Linked DNA regions of Mus musculus: region 1 is linked to region 2. The links are chromatin loops, found by intact Hi-C in ENCODE. Cell type or tissue: left cerebral cortex. All regions are shown on one strand. Each heading gives the region's core, and the rest is flanking DNA. Links, peaks and the distances in the headings are about the cores only.

The links. A loop is a pair of places that touch in the nucleus more often than their neighbours do. Peaks named below come from ENCODE experiments on the same cell type or tissue, not always from the same donor. Only the 100,000 strongest peaks of a DNase experiment are listed, where the experiment ranks them.
Region 1: it touches region 2 in a loop (3-fold over the local background); 7 of 42 quality-filtered maps call a loop at or near these places.

The regions. Positions count from the first base shown.
Region 1 is chr12:40,220,229-40,225,686 of GRCm38, reverse strand. It overlaps Ifrd1 (interferon-related developmental regulator 1), which reads left to right and starts at 2,498. Exons shown (of 12, transcript NM_013562.2): 1 at 2,498-2,818. The coding sequence starts at 2,731. Mir1938 (microRNA 1938) reads left to right here and starts at 2,876; the gene lies at 2,876-2,975. It overlaps Gm7008 (predicted gene 7008), which reads right to left and starts at 2,323. Exons shown (of 3, transcript NR_045157.1): 1 at 2,134-2,323; 2 at 965-1,018. In left cerebral cortex, for the core only: CTCF peaks have their summits at 2,971 and 3,965; DNase peaks (open chromatin) are centred at 2,364 and 2,952; H3K4me3 peaks cover 2,500 bases; H3K27ac peaks cover 2,120 bases.
Region 2 is chr12:41,020,028-41,025,485 of GRCm38, reverse strand. It overlaps Immp2l (IMP2 inner mitochondrial membrane peptidase-like (S. cerevisiae)), which reads right to left and starts at 1,396. Exons shown (of 7, transcript NM_053122.4): 1 at 1,341-1,396; 2 at 853-925. It also overlaps the pseudogene Gm18954. In left cerebral cortex, for the core only: no CTCF peak of the experiment used is centred there; DNase peaks (open chromatin) are centred at 2,177 and 2,745; H3K4me3 peaks cover 236 bases.

The sequences.
Region 1 (5,458 bases), core at 1,770-4,269, 800 kb after region 2:
AAATCATATTTTTTTTCTAGCTTCGTTACTGAAATATTCTCTCTCTCTCTCTCTCTCTCTCTCTCTCTCTCTCTCTCCCTCCCCCACCCCCCGCCCCCCATCTATCTCGTGTGAACTATAGAAGGAGTTCAGTGGGCAGAATGAGGTTTTAGAGAAGAAATTCAGTCAAAACAACTGAAAACAGGCAGCAGGGGAAATCAGCAGAAGGTGCCCTCTGCTGGCTGGGTATCAGTCCTTGAGCATTTGGTGGTCCTAAGTGAAAACCTGGACCAGAGGATTCTGGGAAACGGATGACTGCCAGCTCATTAAGGTTCATTAAATCAAAGTTCAGCTGGACAACGTGGAACACAAGGTTAACACTTCTGCTATCTCTAAAAAGCTCACGCACACGGATGGTGATTTGTAATTTCTAGAGTTTAAGTTGTGAACATAAATTGCGAGCTTTTTTAATATTTATTTATTTGCCATAAGGAATAGAGAGATGATGCAAACAGGGATTTTTGTCTTGAGGAAGTGGATAATTTCATGACATGATAGAAGTGTTCACAAATGAATGTAAAAGAAGCACTGTATGATATGGTAGGCTCTGAACAGGCTGTCCAAGAAAAGCCCCTGTGTACACATGAGTGGATACAAAAAGAACACACCCATCGCAAACTCTGGTAAGGCATCATTTTCAAAGTCTAGACGCTATTACACCTGGGTGATGGGGTTCACAGAGTAGCAAGTTACTGTTCTGTATATCAACTTATCTTGAGAATTAAGCTTGTGGTTATAAGGTGTGTCAACATGTATAGCTCTTTGCCTCACCTACTGAGAACCCTCACTTCATGTCAGATTTCAGGTGTGCCTGTCCAGACACAAGGGACTCAGTGGGGGCCTGTGTCCATGTCTGCGTCCCAGTTTGGTAGCCATGCTCTGTGCAGTTTACTTGTTCTTCAAGAGAACACAGAGTAAAGCAAACCTTGAACGTTGCTCTTCCAATCGAATCTTTGTGAACAGTCCATCTGTGATCGATCTGTAGGAACAGAGAGTGGCAGCAGAGCGTTACCAAGTCAAAGACTTGTGAGGACGAAGCTTCGTGAAGGTGATAGTGTTTGAGCTGGTCTTGATAGACAGAGATAATTCTTAAGATGAAGATGGGGGGTGGGTTAGGGCATTCATGAACAATGAAGTCAAAGTAACAAAAAGAGCCCTGTACTGGAAACGAAGACCAGTTGAGTTCAGGAGAAGAACAAGATATCTAGAAAGCAGTGAGAGAGGCTAGGTTAGGAGGACTGGCAGTCTGTGAGGTTCTGGAACAACTATAAACATAGGTGGATTAGTCAAACAAGACACTTGAGTAAATAATCAGCCTTCCTGGGCATGAAACATTGAAATGGGTGACCTGGTATGAACTGAAGCTATGTATGGCTAGAGATCAAGATACAGCCCTGAGTTTCATTTTAAAATCAATTGCTGGGGGGGGGGCACTATGAACAAACTGAATAAATTACGGTGAATAAATTACAGAATATGGGGGAAGATAATATATTAACTATTAAGAATATGGCAGTAAAGAAAAGGAGAGAAAAATTTAAGTTGGCTTAAGGTACAAGAGGGACATTAAGACGGAGAAAGACTTACTATCATCACTTGAAATAGAATGAAGCCGAGGTGAGAGGTGGAGTGCAGAGTGAGTCACTTGCACGAGTCAGTGAGTTTGTTCTGTCATATGGACAGTATAGGAACCTACTAGCAGCTCCTGAAAACAGGACTGGGTGTTGCGACACGGAAAACAGATCAACGGGAGCACCTTGAGAAAATAAACCCCTTTGCGACTGTTGATATAACTCATGTATGTTTTGCCAGCTGCGAACTTCTCATAAACTCTTATCCCAAACTGACCTCCAAACTGGCAGGTGGAATCAAGGTCACATCTTTGTAAGAAAATCTGAGACTGAATCATCAGTCTCGTTATTTGAGATATTAGTCTAGAATATGAGGTCCACGAACAATACAAGTTGAAGTAGCTGAAAGCATACTTTTTTTGGAGGGTGGGGAGCCCACGTCCCTAAACCCACAGGAGGGTATGGTTGTGCTTGGACAGGGGCCTCATATTAGCAGGGGAAAGGTTGTTACACGTGATCTTACAAGCTGACGTTCATCAAGCTGCATAACTGCCGCATGGCTCATCGCGGTGACTACCCGGGTGAATTCCAGGGCGGACGCCTCGTTGGGACGAGGTCACGACGCAATCGGACTGGGAGGAGCCCGGAGAAGGCCGCGCCCTCTCGCTAACTACATCTCCCAAAGCTCCACGCGGCCCTAAGGCATAGCAGCCCAGGCACCGAGGGCAGACTGAGGCTCTGGGAATGGGAGTCCGAATGCAGGCACCGCCCCAGTGGACGCCGCGGTGGGGAGATCTGCAGCGATTGGCCAGCGAGCGATGGAGGCCCGCCCACGCATGGTGACGACAAGCCGCCGTCTGGCTACTTAAGGCGTCGTGGTCTGGCCACCCCGCCTTCGCTCCCGCGCTAGAGAGAAACATGTATCGTTTCCGCTCGCAGCTCTTCACGGGGATTTCTGCTGCTGCTGCTGCCGCTTCTCACCCGCGCCGCTCCTCGCCTCTCTTGTTAGCCCGAGACTCGCCTCTCAGCCGCCCGCCGCACAGACGCACGAGTAGACAGTGCAGCTCCATCGGCTGATCCTCGCTGAGCTCCAAGTGTAGGCGGCACCGGGCGGCCCACGATGCCGAAGAACAAGAAGCGGAACGCTCCCCACCGCGGTGGCGGGGGTGGCGGCGGCTCCGGGGCAGCGACGTCGGCGGCCACGGCAGGTGAGGGGTGTCCCCACGCCCGGGAGCCGGCTGGCCGGCCGAACGGGAGACCCCGGCCTGGGGCGCGGTGGGACTTGTAGTTCGGTCTTCGCTTCGGACGCCCAAGTCTGCATAGCGCGTGGTACGGCTGAACTGCAGTTCCCATCATGCCCTGGGACTCGCGCTTCTTGAGCTGGCACGCGGGAGCAGTGCTGGAGCTCCGGCCCTGGGGGCGGGGAGAACTGGGACCTTGGGCCGGAGGGAGAGTCAGAATAAGGGTGACCAGGACTTGGCGTTCTTCCTAGACGTCGCTGCCTGCTGTCCGGTTCTTTATCGAGCTAGAGATGGGGCGGAGCGCCGGTGGCTTGCCGCTGTTGCGCTGCCTGTGGCGCTCCCTCCAACATGGAGTTCTCGGGAGTGTCAAACGTCCAGCGGGCTTGGACCGGCTTTTGCGTCACGAGGCCTGAGCTTTGCGTGATGGGGCCAGGGTGACGCAGAGGCACGAGTGGCTTCCATCCCGCTGTTTTCCTGCGCGTCTCGCAGGTCCTCTAAGGCGGGGTAGAGGCGTCGGAAGCCATGGCCACCGCCCCACCCTTAGCGTGGCTTCCACTCCTAACCCGGTACCTGCAGAAACCGGGAGCCCCCGCAGCCCTTGTGCTGCCAGCCTAGCGACCGCGTTCTCCTTTGTGCTGCATTCTATAGGTTCCATGCAGTGATAAGAGGTGGTGAGAAGCCGAGGTTGCAATTGGCTGGAAAGTTAGGGATAAGTTTTTTTTTTTTTTCCTTCCATGCTAAGACAAAGCTTTTTCTGGATGGTTAATTGCTGAACTGAATGTACGATTCTCTTAACATATGGTTGAGAAGAAAAAAAAATGATTGCAGCCGAAGGTCCCTTCTACAAGACTGCACACAAGACATAAGTCGAGTAGTATTGAAATGGGTAGTCATCTCACTAAGTAATTGTTAAGATTATGGAGTTGAATATTGGAATGCCCCCAGTCGTTCCACACCAAGATAATAGCCATTAGGTATTTGTTGACCTAGCTACTACTCTTTGATCATTCGAATGATATTAGAAAAGTAAATGACCAGTTTTCATGTTAAATATTGGAGACTGGCAATGCAAAAGTTTTCCTCCAGGGTCTGGAGAGCTGAAAGCTCTTGATCATGTGTTAGGTGATAACTGGCTGGGTATGGACTATTACAAATAGAAATGTATCTTTAGATATTTTTTCCCTTTCTCCTGAATGCGTGGTGAAATTCATTGTGAAGTTATGAAATACTGTTCATGTAACCTAGTTGTGGTTGAATCAAGGCTCCTGCTACTTCTGTTTAAGCTTTCCCTCCTGAATAAATACCGGAGTTCTTTCATAAAGTCTTACTAGTCTTATTAAAGTTTTCATTTTAAAAAGATGAAAACAATGGAGAAACACTGACAATTTGGAAACAGATGTTAACAGAGGTCTCCACCTCACAGACACCCTTCCTTTCTGTAGTTTCCTGACAAGTATTGTTCTTTTCTTAGGACAGACACATTTTGCCTCAAGGTGTATTGACCTGCCCTCAGACTGCATCAGTGCTGTCTTTTAAATTCTTTTTCATAGAAAAGATACGAGTTTAAACACTGCATTTTAGCATATGTAATGTAAACACTTGAAGCATCTATAAAAGGAAAGTAATTGATTTGGTTGTTGAAACTGCAAGCTTTGATATTGTTACCATAAAAGCTACCTCTAGCAAGTGGGACTGGATGAGAATGCTTTTCTGTAATTTTCTACTTGAGCCACGTGTGTTTTACTTCCTAAATAGTTGAGTCCGAAAGGAAGTTAGCAAAAATTTTACTTAGAAACCACTTTTTCTATTGAAGTTTGGATGACAGGGAGAATAAATCTGATTTAAGTGAATCTCTAGGGTCTTGGATTTTTATTTATATTCTTTGTAAGTAATTGGAGAGTTGTAGGAAACCAAGAAAATTGATCTCACATGCATGGATAAGTTTACACAGCAGTGTTCTGATCTGAGGAGTGGATTTTCACGTTTTATGTTTTCTTTTTTGTTTTTCTCATTTTGTTTATTATGACAGTCTCAGTCTGTAGCCTGCTCTGGAATTCACTGTAGCATCAGCTGTTCTCAAACAAAGGCAGCTTCTTGTCTTAGACTTCTGATTGCTGGAATAGCAGACGTAAAGCCACAGATTTAGCAGGAAAGACAGGGTTTTTAAGGAAAAAAGTTTGTATAGTAAGACTCTGAGAAATAAGGAGGACTTCACATATGTAGAGTGCCTGCTCGTTATTAGCTCAGGATTACAAGGTAAGCTTGACCTAGATGTTAGACATTCTTACGAGATGAATTTCCTTGCTTTAAGAGTGCATTTACTTATTTGTGCGTGAATGTGAGCACACCAAGACATGGATAGGGAAGTCAGAGCACAGTTTCTGTGTGGATCTTGGGGCTTGATGAACTCAGGCCAACAGCTTGGCAGCAGGCACCTTTTCCACTGAGGCGTCCTGCCAGTCAGTCATTCCTTGCCCTTTCAAACCCCTTCCTGGAATCATGAAGAAACCAAACCAGTTAGTTAAGAGACAGAAGCTTAAAGTTGTGTACAAATAATCTTAAACACAGGCCACATATGAACAGTTTTAAAATTACATTGGCTTGTAT
Region 2 (5,458 bases), core at 1,568-4,067:
TCCCTCTTTAATAAACAACCATGTCTTAGTTTTTCATAATATGCGAACATCTGCCTCTCAAGGAAGTCAGGTTCATATGTGGCATGTGCCAGGATGGGCACTGAGGGTAAGTCTAGCTTTCTCTCGGGGGTAAACAAGCCTGTGGCTTGCTGTTCTTGCTTATAGCTAACCTGTGTTTTAAGTAAAAGTTGGCGGAGATGAATGTAAAACTGGAGGGTTTCGAACCTGAAAGGAACTGTGTTTCCTATCACCAGACAGAGACTAGGAGAAGGGCAAGTCTTAGGGAGGAACCAATGAAGAGAGATGATAACTTGAAATCAGTCAACTTCCCAGGACTTCAGCTTTTCAGAAAAGCACCTCAATGCCTGAGATAGGACCTCCCCCAATTCCTCTGTAATTCTGAAAGACCTGAGAACTAGAAGTATATGAAATTGCCTGTATGTGGCCCCATGTGCGTTCCCCCACTGTTGAGATTTTAAAATGTAAGGTCCCCGGAGGGATAACTGCCAAGCAGAGCCAAGATTACCTAGGGCCCTACTGTGTCAGGAACTACTGAATGCTACCTAGGAAGACAGGGGACCTGAGAGGAACTATAGCATCAATGTGCCAGGTTAAAGAGGGTCTGAAAGGAAATGAGTTTTCTCTCAGGTGTCTAAAACGCTGCTAAACTTCCAGTCGGCTCTACGGGCTTCTGGAACCTGAAGAAAGGCTTGATCTTGGGACAAGTGACCTTTGAAGGTGGGTTATCCAGTTCCTGATAAAAAGTGGAATTTGGACCCAAGTTGCCTAGGGTAGTTTCCCCACTCGAAAAAGAGTCCTGGCACCTTCCGCCCCTGAGCAATACTTACTTACCCTTTCTCCCGCTCTTCCTCGGTGAGAAGGGGTAAGTGGTAATATTGTACCCTCGCCCAATTTGGCCAAAATCCTAAAAGTAAAAATGACAGAGACAGGTCCTTTAAAATCCCGTGGCTCCAGCCTGAGCAGCTCCCACAAGCTGCTCACCACCCCAGGAGCAGCGCTCCCTCCCGGCCGCTCTGTGGGTCCCCCAGGGCGGGGAGAAGAGGTCGGCTACCCGCCCGGATCGGGGTTCGGGTTCCCTAACTGAGGGAGACAAGAGGACGAACTGAGGGGACAGCCGCGCGGCCTCACTGGAACACGCGCACGCACGCATGCTCGCTACCATCGCGCGGATAGCGGCCGAGCGGCTCCCCACCTCCCAGCAACGCCCACTCGACGGAGGAGAAGCCGGAGATAAGAGACCCTGCCGGGGACACAGAGGGTCTGCTTAAGCCCACCCGCGTGCCAAGCCGCCCGGACCCGCCGCCCCATTCCCCGCGCACCCGCTGCGCAGCTCAACCCAGGGGAAGTCCCCGCGGCACGCTCCGCCCTCCGCCGCGGCACGCCCCGCCCTCCGCCGCCGCTCGCCCCGCCCTTTGCCGCCGCTCGCCCAGACCCGACCCCCAGCTGGGCGGCAGCCGGAGACTCCGCCTACTACTACGGAAGTCCCGCCCCCGAAACGCGGCTCAAGGTGGATCCGCAGCCAGAATTGGGTTTACGTCAGATCAGGGGGCGGTACTGACCGTCTAGAGGTTCCAAGTGTTAGAAGCCTTAGGTCTAAGCCCTAGGTCGAAGCCTGGCATGGCTAAGAGGGCAAGGAAAAGCAGCAAGTTATCAGAAGCTATCTTCAGCTTCTTCCCTTAGACCAGGAACCCAGACTGGACTTCTTGTGTTGTTCTGTGGTTTTGTTATTGTTTTGTTTGCACATGGGTAACTTCGGGTTTGCTTCCTCTAGCAAGCCAAAAGAAAAAAATCCAGAACTTTTTTTTTTTTTTTTTTTTTTTTTGCTTCAGAGAAACTAGGGTTGTTTTTTTTAATATACTTAAGCTTTTGCTCGTTAATTGTAAAAAATCTTAACTGTGTAATTACAACCTAGAAAAACACTGTAACTAACAGAATATAGACAACAAAATTAATTTGCTTTTTCTAGCCCTCCTCAGTTGTATCTTTATCTTTTCTTGCTTTACCCTTTTAGATAATGCTGAACTATCATTCTCAAGTTTACATAGCGCATAATGTTCTGACACTCAGCATTCAAAATTAACTCTAAAGATGGGAGAGTGTAAGAGACTTAAATGGAGCCGAGCAGTGGTTGCACGTACCTTTAGTCATCACAGCACTGCTAAGGCAGAGGCAGGTGAAGCCAGCCTGCTAGCCTGATCTACAGAGCTAGTTCCAGGACAGCCAGGCCTACACAGAGTAAACCTCTCTCAAAAAAAAAGGGGCGGGGGGGGGGGAGAAGGGGGAAGACTTTAATGGGTTGATAGGCTGATAGTTAATAATTACAAAAGTCTGCCAAAGAAACATGATTGCTCTCCTGTATAGGATGTAGGTACAGTTATTCTTATCTAAAATATTTACTGCGAGGTAAGTTTGATTCTACCAGTGCTTTATCTTGGAGGCCGCCCCTGATGACAGAGCCTATTTACAAATTGGATTGGGCCCTAACAGTAAAGAGACTCCAAATTAAATAGATGTTTGTTCCAGTGAAGAACCAACAGTATGGGATGGCATGAACATACATAAACATCAAAGTTTCTAGAATCCATACAACCTAATCTAGGCCTAGAATATTTTCAGCATCCAAGATTTACTGCAGAATAAACTCACTATTTCTGGTTCTTTCTGAGCGATGGCTGGATGATTCAACTCAGCTGTTCTGGCTCAATTCTTCTCAATGGAAAATGATTCAGTCTGGTTTATCTTGGCTTTTCCTGAATGAATTACTCTACTTGGCCTCATTCTAACTTGGCAGGGTGTTCTAATCTCTGGTTCCTTCTCATTCCCTGGCTCCTTCACTTGTATCTAGCTTGTTCTCTCTCTCTGTGACCTGTCTCTGTACAACTGTCCAGCTAAAACTGCCTCCTTCCTTCCTCTTTGCCCTGCTCTCTTAAGTAGCTTCCCTTTCCTCTCTTTTCTCCTGAGGATTTGGCGTGTCCTAGTGTGTCAAATCTTTCTCTGATTTGTCACTTTGTCTGCCACTCAACTAGCTATCACTTTCAAACATGGGTGCTTCTTTCTACAAACTAACTTTACCTTCGTTGTTTGGGATTAAAGGTATGTACAAAGAGCATATCTCTATTCCAGCCAGAGGGACTAAAGGTATGTACTAAGGGCTAAGAACAACTAGAAATGGGATTTTTTCAGTAAATAACAGTCTTGGAATTCATCATGTAATAAAATGTCCTACCACAGTACTCTGTCTCAGAATGTTAATCAGAAGATTATACATATACTGGAGAATATGTGAGTATCCTGGAATATGTGGGTATCCTGGAATATGTGAGTATCCTGGAATATGTGGGTATCCTGGAATATGTGAGTATCCTGGAATATGTGGGTATCCTGAGATAGGTGGAAATTCTGCCCATTCGGTTCAATTTTACTCTCCACCTAAAACTGTTCCTTAAAAATAAAATTATATGGGCAGCAGTTAAGAGCACTGACTGCTCTTCCAGAGGCCCTGAGTTCAATTCCCAGCAACCACATGGTGGCTCACAACCATCAGTAATGGGATCCGATGTCCTCTTCTGGTGTTTCTGAAGATAGTTACAGTGTATTCATATACATAAAATAAATAAATCTTTTTAAAAAAATTATATTACTAAAAAGAAGCTAAGATTAAGTGTCTGAATGCTGTTTATTCTTCAAGGTCATTAAATTTGAAGCTCAAGTATTTAGCATCAATGCCATCAGAGGACCTGTATCATAGATTCCTAACTTAGATACACACTTAAATTATGGCTACAAATCATATTAATATTCAATGGGATATTGAACCAAAGTTAACTTGAAGTAATTAGGCTTTAAAATTCTATGGACCATTTCCTAGCCCACAAATAAAAGTAGAATGAGAGTAATTTCATCTGCTTGGGTATGGTGGGTAACCACACACCTGGAAGTATGAGGATCTGACCTCCGGAAATGACGAATCAGAGATGGCTTCTGACTCGTGGTTTGTGAATGTAAATGTAGCTTTTATTTTCTCAGGTTTGAAATGGGAGCCATATCCAAACTTTATGGTTTGGGCTAAGGCCAGAGTGATTCTATCTATCCCTAGGTCTGGATCTGGAAGCTTCTAGCCTCCATACAATCTAATCTTCTGCAGGTCTGGACCTTGAAGGCTCCAGCTTCCAGCCTCCATCTGCTAACCTAGGCCTAAAGTGTTTCAGCCTCCATGACTTACTGCTGAATAAACTCACTCTTTCTAGCTCTTTCTGAACTCTTGCTGGCTGGTCCAACTCAGCTGTTCTGGTTTAAACTCCGCTCCAATCTAACTGATTCAAATTGGCTCCTCTTGGCTTCTGACTGAATTGTACTGCTCTGAAATACTGCCTGTGAACTCCACACACTGAAGGACTGTGAACTCAACTGCTCTGCTCTGAACTGACCTCAACTGCACTCAAATGAAGTAACTCCACTGTACAGAACTGAACTGAACTGAATTAAACCAAACTGAACTGAACTCTACTCTCTCCCTGTGCAGCTCTTAAGTAACCTCTCTTTCCTGTCTGTTCTCATGGGCATATCCTACCTCTGACACATTCTGTCAAATCTTTCTCTGATTTTTCATTTTGTCTCAATTAGAGGTTATTGTTTAGAATTAATGGTGTGTACTAAAGATGTGTCTGTAGTCCAGCCAGAGGGATAACCAGTGTGTGACATGTCTGTATTCCAGTCAGATCATATTTTTGGATGTGATTCCTTACTAGAGCAGCTATGGTGCTAGATTAAAAATTCTCTACAATTGTCCATGTGCCATGAGGGGTTAAGGTTCAAGTTCACCTTGTACTGTGCCCTGCTGATCTTAGTAGGTCAAAACAGAGAATGAAGTTAATGCCTGAGTAAATCCAAAAACACTCAAGGACAGGTTTTTAAAATATACTATAGAGAGAAGATACCAACTTTTAGTATTAAGTGCATCACAAAGAGAGAATTTTAAAATCTGAAAACTTGAGTGAAGAATGGTGATGCACACTCCCAGCACTCAGGAAGCAGAGGCGGGCAGATCTCTGTGAGTTCAAGGCTACCTGGTCTACTGAGACTGTACTGGGACGCCCAGGACTACCAAGAGAAGCTCTGTCTGGGGGTGAGTGAGGAGCTGAAAAGTTCCTTCCAAGATGAACTCAAGGATGAAAGTTAAGATCAAATCATTTAATTAGATTTTTTTTCCAAGAGAGAACTGCCTTCAAATGCTTTGGGTAAGATGCTTTATTGAAGACAAGACAAATATCATGAAGTGATGAAAATTCACTTTCTCCAAATGAAGAGCTAAAAGTCAAAAGTGAGTGAAACAAGAAGAAAAACCTTCTGCATGTCACAGACACTGCAGTGGGAATGACCAAAGAAGGATTTTTAAAAAAAATTAATGCTATAATTAAACCTGAGACCCATAAGTTTT